Linked DNA regions of Mus musculus: region 1 is linked to region 2. A link is a contact called in ENCODE Hi-C or POLR2A ChIA-PET data. All regions are on one chromosome and are shown on one strand. Each heading gives the region's core, a stretch centred on a gene start or an enhancer-like site at or near the end of the contact. The rest is flanking DNA. Distances are from core to core; before and after follow the strand shown. Region 1 overlaps Loxl1 (lysyl oxidase-like 1). Region 2 holds the start of Pml (promyelocytic leukemia).

What was found. A loop is a pair of places that touch in the nucleus more often than their neighbours do. ChIA-PET counts read pairs that join two places held with the same protein, here RNA polymerase II (POLR2A).
Region 1: POLR2A ChIA-PET joins it to region 2 with 20 read pairs in Patski. The contact joins the enhancer-like site here to the promoter of Pml in region 2. A Hi-C loop is called at or near these places in 17 of 37 maps with a recorded cell type or tissue (CH12.LX, CH12F3, T-helper 1 cell and 9 more). POLR2A ChIA-PET finds 5 or more read pairs at or near these places in 5 of 5 experiments (Patski and embryonic stem cell).

The regions. Positions count from the first base shown.
Region 1 is chr9:58,296,867-58,301,119 of GRCm38, reverse strand. It overlaps Loxl1 (lysyl oxidase-like 1), which reads left to right. Exons shown (of 7, transcript NM_010729.3): 2 at 3,391-3,499. Among named protein-coding and RNA genes, the nearest start is that of Loxl1, 14 kb to the left of the region's middle. Within about 2 kb of position 1,484, at least 1 of the 3 ENCODE cell types and tissues checked has a DNase peak (open chromatin) inside an H3K27ac peak, as active enhancers do; it is heart, where a contact is called at or near this core.
Region 2 is chr9:58,248,514-58,252,839 of GRCm38, reverse strand. Pml (promyelocytic leukemia) reads left to right here and starts at 3,054. Exons shown (of 9, transcript NM_178087.4): 1 at 3,054-3,299. The coding sequence starts at 3,150.

The sequences.
Region 1 (4,253 bases), core at 235-2,734, 50 kb before region 2:
CCGAGAAGACAAAAATAATCTAAAGTGCTTCAAAACCATATTAGTATGTGTCAGGGGTGGGGACACTTTCTTACCTCTGGTGTGGTAGTGGTTGATGACATCATACATCTGTCAGAACCTTCCCAAACTGCACAGACCAAAATCTGTGTCTTTGTGTGTAAAGCATGCTTCAAAAAGAAGTTCACTTTCTTGTATTTATTTCCTTGCTTTGATTTCTATAAGTGTTTTGCCTCTATATATGTATGTGTGCTCTGTGTGTGCCTAGTGGCTGTGGAGGCCAGAAGGTGGCATCAGATCCCCTGGAACTGAAGTTACAGATGGTTGTGGGCCACCCTGTGACTGCTGGGAGTGGAACCCAGGTCACCTGCAAGAACAGCAAGTGTGGGGCTGGTGAGATGGCTCAGTGGGTAAGAGCACCCGACTGCTCTTCCGAAGGTCCAGAGTTCAGATCCCAGCAACCACATGGTGGCTCACAACCATCTGTAACGAGATCTGACGCCCTCTTCTGGTGTGTCTGAAGACAGCTACAGCAGTGTACTTACATGTAATGAATAAATAAATTAAAAAAAAAAAAACAGCAAGTGCTCTAAACTGCTGAGCCATCTCTTCAGCCCAAAAAGTTTATTTTTATAAAAACAGAAGAATGACAGGAGAGAGCTGAGACTCAGGATTATGGGGCATACCTCACCCCCTACTGGGATTTTCCTGCAGTTGGATTTCCTCATACTCTTTTGTAGGTTCCTTCTGTTCAGGTAGGGGCCTCTCTGAGGGCAGGACATGCATCCCACTCATTGCCAGTAGACCACATCCTCTGCTTCTTTAACAGTTGGTGACTGGATGCACAACTGTCCACATCTGTAACAGTGTACCTATCTCTTTAAGATCACAGGGAATACTGTATCTTGGGAAGTGTAAGGGCCCCTGTCTCTCAAGTGTACTCTCAGATAATTCCTCCCAGCAGCCCCTGGTTTACACCAAAGCTACACCTCCATTAGAATCAGAAAGGATTCCTTTTGAAGGGTCTTTTCTCATAGTCCTAAGGCTCAGAGTTGTTGATAGATCAGGGCTCAGTGTGCCCAGGATCAGGGCTCAGTGTGTGACCCAGCTCTGGGTTCTATGTGTGAACAGGATCAGGGCTCAGTGTGTGGTGAAAATCAAAGTTCGGCGGTTAGATCTCAATATGACCAGGATCAGGGCTCAGTATGTGATCAGGATCAGGGTTCAACACATGATCACAATTGTCCACTGTCCAGGATTGCACAGCCAGCTCATGAAACAGCCTAGAGAGGAAGGGTCGGGCCGGGAAAGCTCTGTGGAGCCATCTGTGGAGTATTTATTGAAACAGGGCCTGGGTGGGAGCGGCAGACTGTCTGGTGCTGAATGCCGGGCCCATGAGGCTTAAGCCCAGCTGCCACACCCACCTATTGCTGAGTTGCTAGAGATGGGGAAAGGGGACCCCTCCTCCCTTTCTTACTCCTCTTCCAGAAACTTCTGGGAATTAGTGGATGAGAACCATCTCCCAGCTGGTTTGAGGTCCTGAGGGTCCCTTGGGGAAATGACTGCAAACATTCCAGGGGGCTCATGTCATAGAGCCTAGACTGGCCAAGAAGTCCCCCATCTGCCAGGAGCCACCTCATCCTCACCCACCCTGTACTCTAAGCTTTTTCTCCATTCCAAGTAGGTGAGATCACCCTGGCTGCCCAGAGCAGGCTGCCCCTGAGGCCCAGGCCCCAGGGAGAACAGGTCCAAGGCCTAGGCCTAAGGGACGTATGTAAGTGTGAGTGTGTGTGTGTGTGTGTGTGTGTGTGCATGTAAGTGTGAGTGTGTATGTGTGTACATGTATGTAAGTGTGTGCATGTATGTAAGTGTGAGTGTGTGAGAGAGTCTGTAAGTGTGTATGTATGTGCAAGAATCTATAAGTGTGTGTGTGTGAGAGAGAGAGAAAGAGAGAGAGAGAAGGAGGAGGAGGAGGAGGAGGGAGGAAGGGAGGGAGGGAGGGGCAGTAGTATGCAGGCACATACCTCTGTCAAAGGCTATGAAGCCAGGCCTCCTTTGTCTGCCTCACTATCAGGACCTTTAAGCTGAGGGGAGGGATTGGCAGACAGGGTTCCTAGATCCCCCTCTCCATGACTCAAGCACCCCATCTTTACCCTTCCTCACTCCCCAAGAGTGAAGTCTAAGATACTAGGAAGAACTTACAGTCTCTTTTAATCATTTGCTGGACAGAATTTCAAGGCTCTAGAGAAGAACTTAAAGCCCCAGGCACTTCCCTGTAAACTAGCTGTGGAGCAAGAATCAACTCCACTACCTGAGCCTTCATCCCATCATCAAGAGCATCCTGTCCTTATTCCATGAGGCTGGTCTGATGCCTGCCTGTGGTTTCTGCTTATTGGTGCTAACGTATCCAGATTTTGTTTGTTTGTTTGTTTGTTTGTTTGTTTGTTTTGTTTTTGTTTTTCAAGACAGGATTTCTCTGTATAGCCCTGGCTATCCTGGAACTCACTTTGTAGACCAGGCTGGCCTCAAACTCAGAAATCCGCCTGCCTCTGCCTCCCAAATGCTGGGATTAAAGGCGTGCGCCGCCGCCACCACCACCTGGCCTGATGTACCCAGATTCTTATTGGTGGAAGAAAAAGGGAACTTTCTGACCCTGGTATAGCCTAGAGAACAAGTGCTCCAAAGGCTGGAACAGTCTTTAAAAGCCTCCTGGGCTCTGCAGGGGTGGGAGCCAGGCCCTCCCTTATGTTGGGCACCAAAGGTTGCCCACAGGGGATAGCTATGGGCTGGTCTGAAGTCTGACAGCCAGAAGTGGCAGCAGGTGCCAAGAAGAACATACTCCGAGCAGCTCAGTTGACACCAGGCTTTGAATTCTGCTGGCTCAGGCAGTGTTTTCTTCCTGCCCACCCCTCCTACCAGTTAACACCCACCTAGCTCTGCCTATGAACATTTTGGGGCCCACCCTGGGCCATAAGCCCAGGCTGTCTTGGTGGTCTTTGAAGACGGCTCGCTATAGAGGTGAGGGGGGGGCGACTTGGCCAGTGTGCAAGCCTGGGGAGCAAGGACAGAGGGAGTGGCTCTGTCAGGAAGTCAGGAAATCCCTTGGTCTCCCTGGTCCTGTTCCTAAGCCTTTACTTGTGGCATGCCATTCCACCCTCCAGACACCTTTTCCCTCCAGCTCCTGGGTCTTGTTCTCATTCCAAATCTTCTAGGCTGTCTCAATGGCTCCCACACCACCAAGCTGTAGAGGCAGTGAATTGCTACTAACCTCCTTGAGCCCAGGACCCTCTGACCAGGAAGAATGGCCAACAGTTTGGTGGAGGAGGTCGTTGGAGCCATCGGTAATCAGCCTGACCTTTTGGTGCTGTGTTCTTCCTCTCCCACTCTCTCCAGGCCTCCCTGACTTAGTCCCGGACCCTAACTACGTGCAGGCATCCACATACGTGCAGAGAGCCCATCTGTACTCCTTGCGATGCGCAGCAGAGGAGAAGTGCCTGGCCAGGTAAGAGGCTTGGGTGAAGCATGGAGCAGAGTGCCTTGGCATAGTCCGTGGGAATCACCCAGAGTCTGGCAAAGTATCTGAGCCTCTCAGAGCCCCGCCCTCCATCTTGCCTGGCTCAAGGAGTGAGGAAAAAGAAAGGGATGGATCACATCAACCTACACATTTTATCTACGAGGCCCTTTGCTACACTGTGACGTCAGTCTTAACACCAGCCCAGGCAGAATGGGCTGCCCTATTAGGAGACTAAGGCATGATGAAAGGAACTAAAGTTGATCCTGTCTGTATTTCCAGTGGTCAGTGTGGGTGTTGGGGAAGTCCTAGTGGGCACAGAACTGTAGGGCGTGGACAGGGACGGGTGTGGTCCTGGCAGCCTGTCTGATCATAGCAGGGAATGGCTGGGCATGGGTGACAAGGGGGCCTCAGCCCTGTACTGTTCTGTTCTGCAGAGAGGAGGAGAGCATTGCCCTGGCCCTGCAGAGCTCAGCTTCTGTGCTCTGGGGGCGCTCTCCCTGTGCTGAAAGACCGGGTTAAAGGGGACATTGATCTGCTACTCTTCTGGGCATCGATGCCCAAAGCATTTTTCCCCCTCTTTAATTGTTCACTTTAAAAACACTTTTTTTAAAATTAATTTTTTAACGTGAGAACTCTCTCAGCTTTTACTCTCTAGGAAACCATTTGGAATGTCAACATTTACTCATTTATAGACCTTTAGCCCCGTGCCCCTCAGAGTAGTTGACCATAAGCTCTTATCTCT
Region 2 (4,326 bases), core at 1,805-4,304:
GTCAGCAAACTGGTATTTTTTGTTTGTTTGTTTCCCCACAGCCAAGAAAACAGAGCCTGCCATACAGAGTCCTGTTCTTATTTGCTTAATGATGGCAGATCCAAGTCACTGTGGACAAGTTGAAGTCAGAAGGCCCCAACTTTGGTATAAAAGAAAAATTTCACATGCAGACACCCCAGGAATCCTGGCAGTGGATGGTGGTGGTGGTGGCTGCAGCAGCAGCAGCAAAGCATTACATGAGACTCCTTGATCCAGGCACTTGAGGTAACTTTGTCTTTCCGTGGCTTCAGAAAGCCCAAATGAAGGTAGAAAATATACCCCAGTAGGATGCTGGGAGGCTGGCAGGAGGCCATTTTACAAAGCAAGAAAAGACGAATCTTTCCCAGTCTTGCCTCCCTGGATCCTTGCCATAGCTCATTTCTAAGTTCCCCTGCCTATGACTGCTAGCCTGGCTAATTTTATGTCAACTTGACACAAGCTAGAATAATCTGAAAAGAGGGATCTCCAATTGAGAAAATGGTTGTGCTGTAGGCAAGCCTGAAGAGCATTTTCCTAATTTATGATTGACGTTGCAGGGCCCATTCCATTGTGGGTGGGGCCAACCCTGGGCTGCTGGTCCTGGGTTCATTAAGAAAGCAGGCTGAACAAGCCAGTAAGCAGCATCCTCCATGGCCTTTGCAGCAGCTCCTGCATCCAGGTTCCTGCCCTATTTGAGTCCTGGCTTCCCTCATTGATGGACCACCATATGGAAATGTAAGCAAAATAAAGCCTTTCCTACCCAACTTGCTCTTTACTCACGGTGTTTTGTCACAGCAATAAAAACCCTAAGATGAGTTGGTACCGGGAGTGAGGTTTTAATTAATTTCAAATGTAGTCAAGTTGACAACCCAGAATTGCCATACAAGTCCACCCCTTGCCAACTTGACACACAATCATATCTTCTTATCAATTTCCAAGTGAAAACATTAAGCAAATCATAATAATACCTAAACATGATATAACTATCTGACATACAATTACAAACACATTATATTTAACCATGTTATAATTACACCTAACCAGATAAAACTATCCCTCATACAACTGCAAATGCATTGCAAATTTAGAGTAGATGCCAGGCGTGACGGTGCACGCCTTTAATCCCAGCACTCGGAGGCAGAGGCAGGCAGATTTCTGAGTTTAAGACCAGGCTGGTCTACAAAGTGAGTTCCAGGACAGCCAGGGCTGTACAGGGAAACCCTGTCTTGAAAAACCAAAAAAAAAACAAAAAACAAAAAACAAACAAACCAAACCAAACAAACAAACAAAAACAAACGAACAAACAAAAAATTTAGAGTAGATGACAATGTCCCTTGAGGGACATTCTTTTTTTTTTTTTTTTGAATTAATTAATTTATTTCATGTATGTGAGTACACTGTCGATGTCTTCAGACACACCAGAAGAGGGCATCAGATCCCATTACAGATGGTTGTAGCCACCATGTGGTTGCTGGGAATTGAGCTCAGGACCTCTGGAAGAGCAGTCAGTGCTCTTAACCCCTGAGCCATCTCACCAGCCCCCTAGAAACATTCTATTAGTATCTCAGACTTCAATATGATAACCATTGACATTCTATTAATAGATGTTACATCACATAATTTAAAAAATTGAGGAAAGAAAACACAAATATTTGTACACAATATAACTGATCTTGGCCTAATTTTTTAAAATATTTACTCAAAATATTTATATGAGTACACTGTAGCTGTTTTCAGACACACCAGAAGAGGGAATCAGATTCTATTACAGATGCTTGTGAGCCACCATGTGGCTGCTGGGAATTGAACTCAGGACCTCAGGAAGAACAGTCAGTGCTCTTAACCGCTGAGCCATCTCTCCAGCCCTTGATGGGCTAATTTTAAAGGCCAAGGGATACTGGTCAGCTTAGATGTATGGCCTCCACAGTCTCCAGGATGTTGGGTCTCCCTTTAGAACCCATCTCACCACAACTCTAAGTTTACAAAAGCAGGAACCTGTTACCATCCCTTTTAATCAGTTTCACATAGGAACAGAGAATAGGCACATAGGGGCCAGAAAAGTGGGTGGGAACAGACTGAAGTTAGAAGCCAAAGGCACTGGCCAATGAGAGTGTCAGCAGGTGTGTGTTTTCCTCACCCACTAGTTTCTGGATTGCTTTTTCTTGGTCAAAAAGCTAACTTTGTATCTCTTGTTTTCTTCACCACTGCTGGCCAGCTCTCCCCTTGCCTCCCTGTTGTCTACCTCTGTACGATGCACAGTCATCAGACCCATTCAACGCTGTTCTGTCACCACGGTCCTTCCACTGACTCAGAACTAACTCTGTGTCCCACAGTTACTTCTCATAGGCCACCTGCCTCAAGGTCATTCAAGAGACGCAGCTGACACGCTGTAAGAAACCCTTCACCAACTCTCAGATCATATGTAGAATCGGTCCATTTCTCACCGTATGATTCATCTCATCTTCTCTGGTATCACTTCGCAGGAGCCCCATCTTAAATCTGAAAATGGCCCTGACTACTTCCCAAACTGGCTCTCCTGTTTCAGACCTCCACTCCTTTCCAAGTGTTTGTCTCTCTTTAAAATGTCTGAGCAGCTCTGAATTCCTGGTCATTTTCTATCTCATGCTCCATTCTCAGCTGAGGGATGCCTTTCCAGGCAAACCCATCCCAGTACTGAGTCGAAGTCTCCACTAGGGTGCACTTGGGAGGCTCTCTCAAAGAGGAGTTTATTTCTCTACCTGGCTTTTAACTAGAAAGACATATAGCTGTGGAATGAGTCCAATAGCTCACAGACAGGGAAAAGCCTGTCAGCTCTGTTTCTCTCCTGGTGTGCATGCTGCGTACGTGGCCGGATCTTTCCTTGTTCTGCTAATGAGCCATGCCCGCATGCCGGGCTTGTTTACTTGCTTGTTTGGTTAACCTTTCTGACTCTACCAGAGTTACTTCCATAGCTCCCTAGTCTTTCTCTTAACTTTGGAAGGGAGATTATAGAACCAGCCTCTCCGCCCCTAGACCCGCCCAGCCCTGTCTCACTTCCTCTCGGGAGGCGGGCTCTCCTCGGGCAATCTCTCGCTCAGTTTTCTGGCTCAGATCTGAGACCCATTTCCCGCCTTCACAGACCTAATCAAGAAATGGAAACTGAACCAGTTTCCGTGCAGAAGGTACCTGCACCCCCTGGATCTCCCTGTCGACAACAGGACTCTGCCCTGACCCCCACGCCCACCATGCCTCCCCCAGAGGAACCCTCCGAAGACTATGAACACAGCCAAAGCCCTGCAGAGGTACTACTGGGTTAGAAGGTGTAGGGCTATTAGGTTTTTTTATTCGTTTACTTTGGTCGAGGAGTTGAGGATGAAGAAGGTCGTTATAGAGAAGTAAGTTAATGGGTTAGTGTCCTAAAGAGACACCAAGGTCCTGACCCTCCTGGCTGGGCAGAGGTAGAACTGATAGCCTAGAGTAAAATAGGAACAGGGGCCCGGCGGTGTGGGGCACACCTCTAATCCCAACACTTGGGAGGCAGAGGCAGGTGGATTTCTGAGTTCAAGGCCAGCCTGGTCTCTACAGAGTGAGTTCCAGGACAGCCAGGGCTACACAGAGAAACCCTGTCTAAAAAAAAAAAAAAAAAAACCGGGATGAGTTGGATTGTAACTGGGGATAGTTGGATTGTAACTCCTACTCCCTGAAGCCTTGCCTGAAGCGCCTACCTCAGATGAAAGACTATAGTCCTGTGGAAGGCCTGGCCAGGAGTCTTATTTGCTCTGGCCTGGAGCTAAAGGCATGTCCCAGACTTGGCAAAACTATAGTCGCCCTCCCTGACCCCCACACCAACACTTCCCGTTTTTCAGCTGTGGTTGCACATCCCAGGAGCAATAGTGCTTGGGATGGTAGGGCTGGAGGGAGGATGACAAGTTCCAGGCCAGCCTAGGCCACAAAGAGAGTTCAAGACCGCTGAGGGCATCACAGCAAGACCTGTTTCAAAACAAAACAAACAAACAGACAGAACCTGGCTCAGACCAAAGTGCCTGCTAAGACCAACAGGATTCACACAGCTGCTTTCTCTTTTGATTTTCATCAATTTATTTTATGTGTATGAGGTTTAGGGATTTATTTTATTTTATCTTTTGGAACACAGGGTCTCACTCTGTAGCCTTGGCCGGGCTGGAGCTTGCTTTGTAAGCCAGGCTGGTCTCAAATTCATAGAAACCACCTGCCTGCCTTCTGAGCTCTGGGATTAATGTATGCGCCACCAAGCTCATTTTCCTAAGGAAGCCTAGTTCATGGCCTTCCTGGGAGTATTGCCTCAACCTT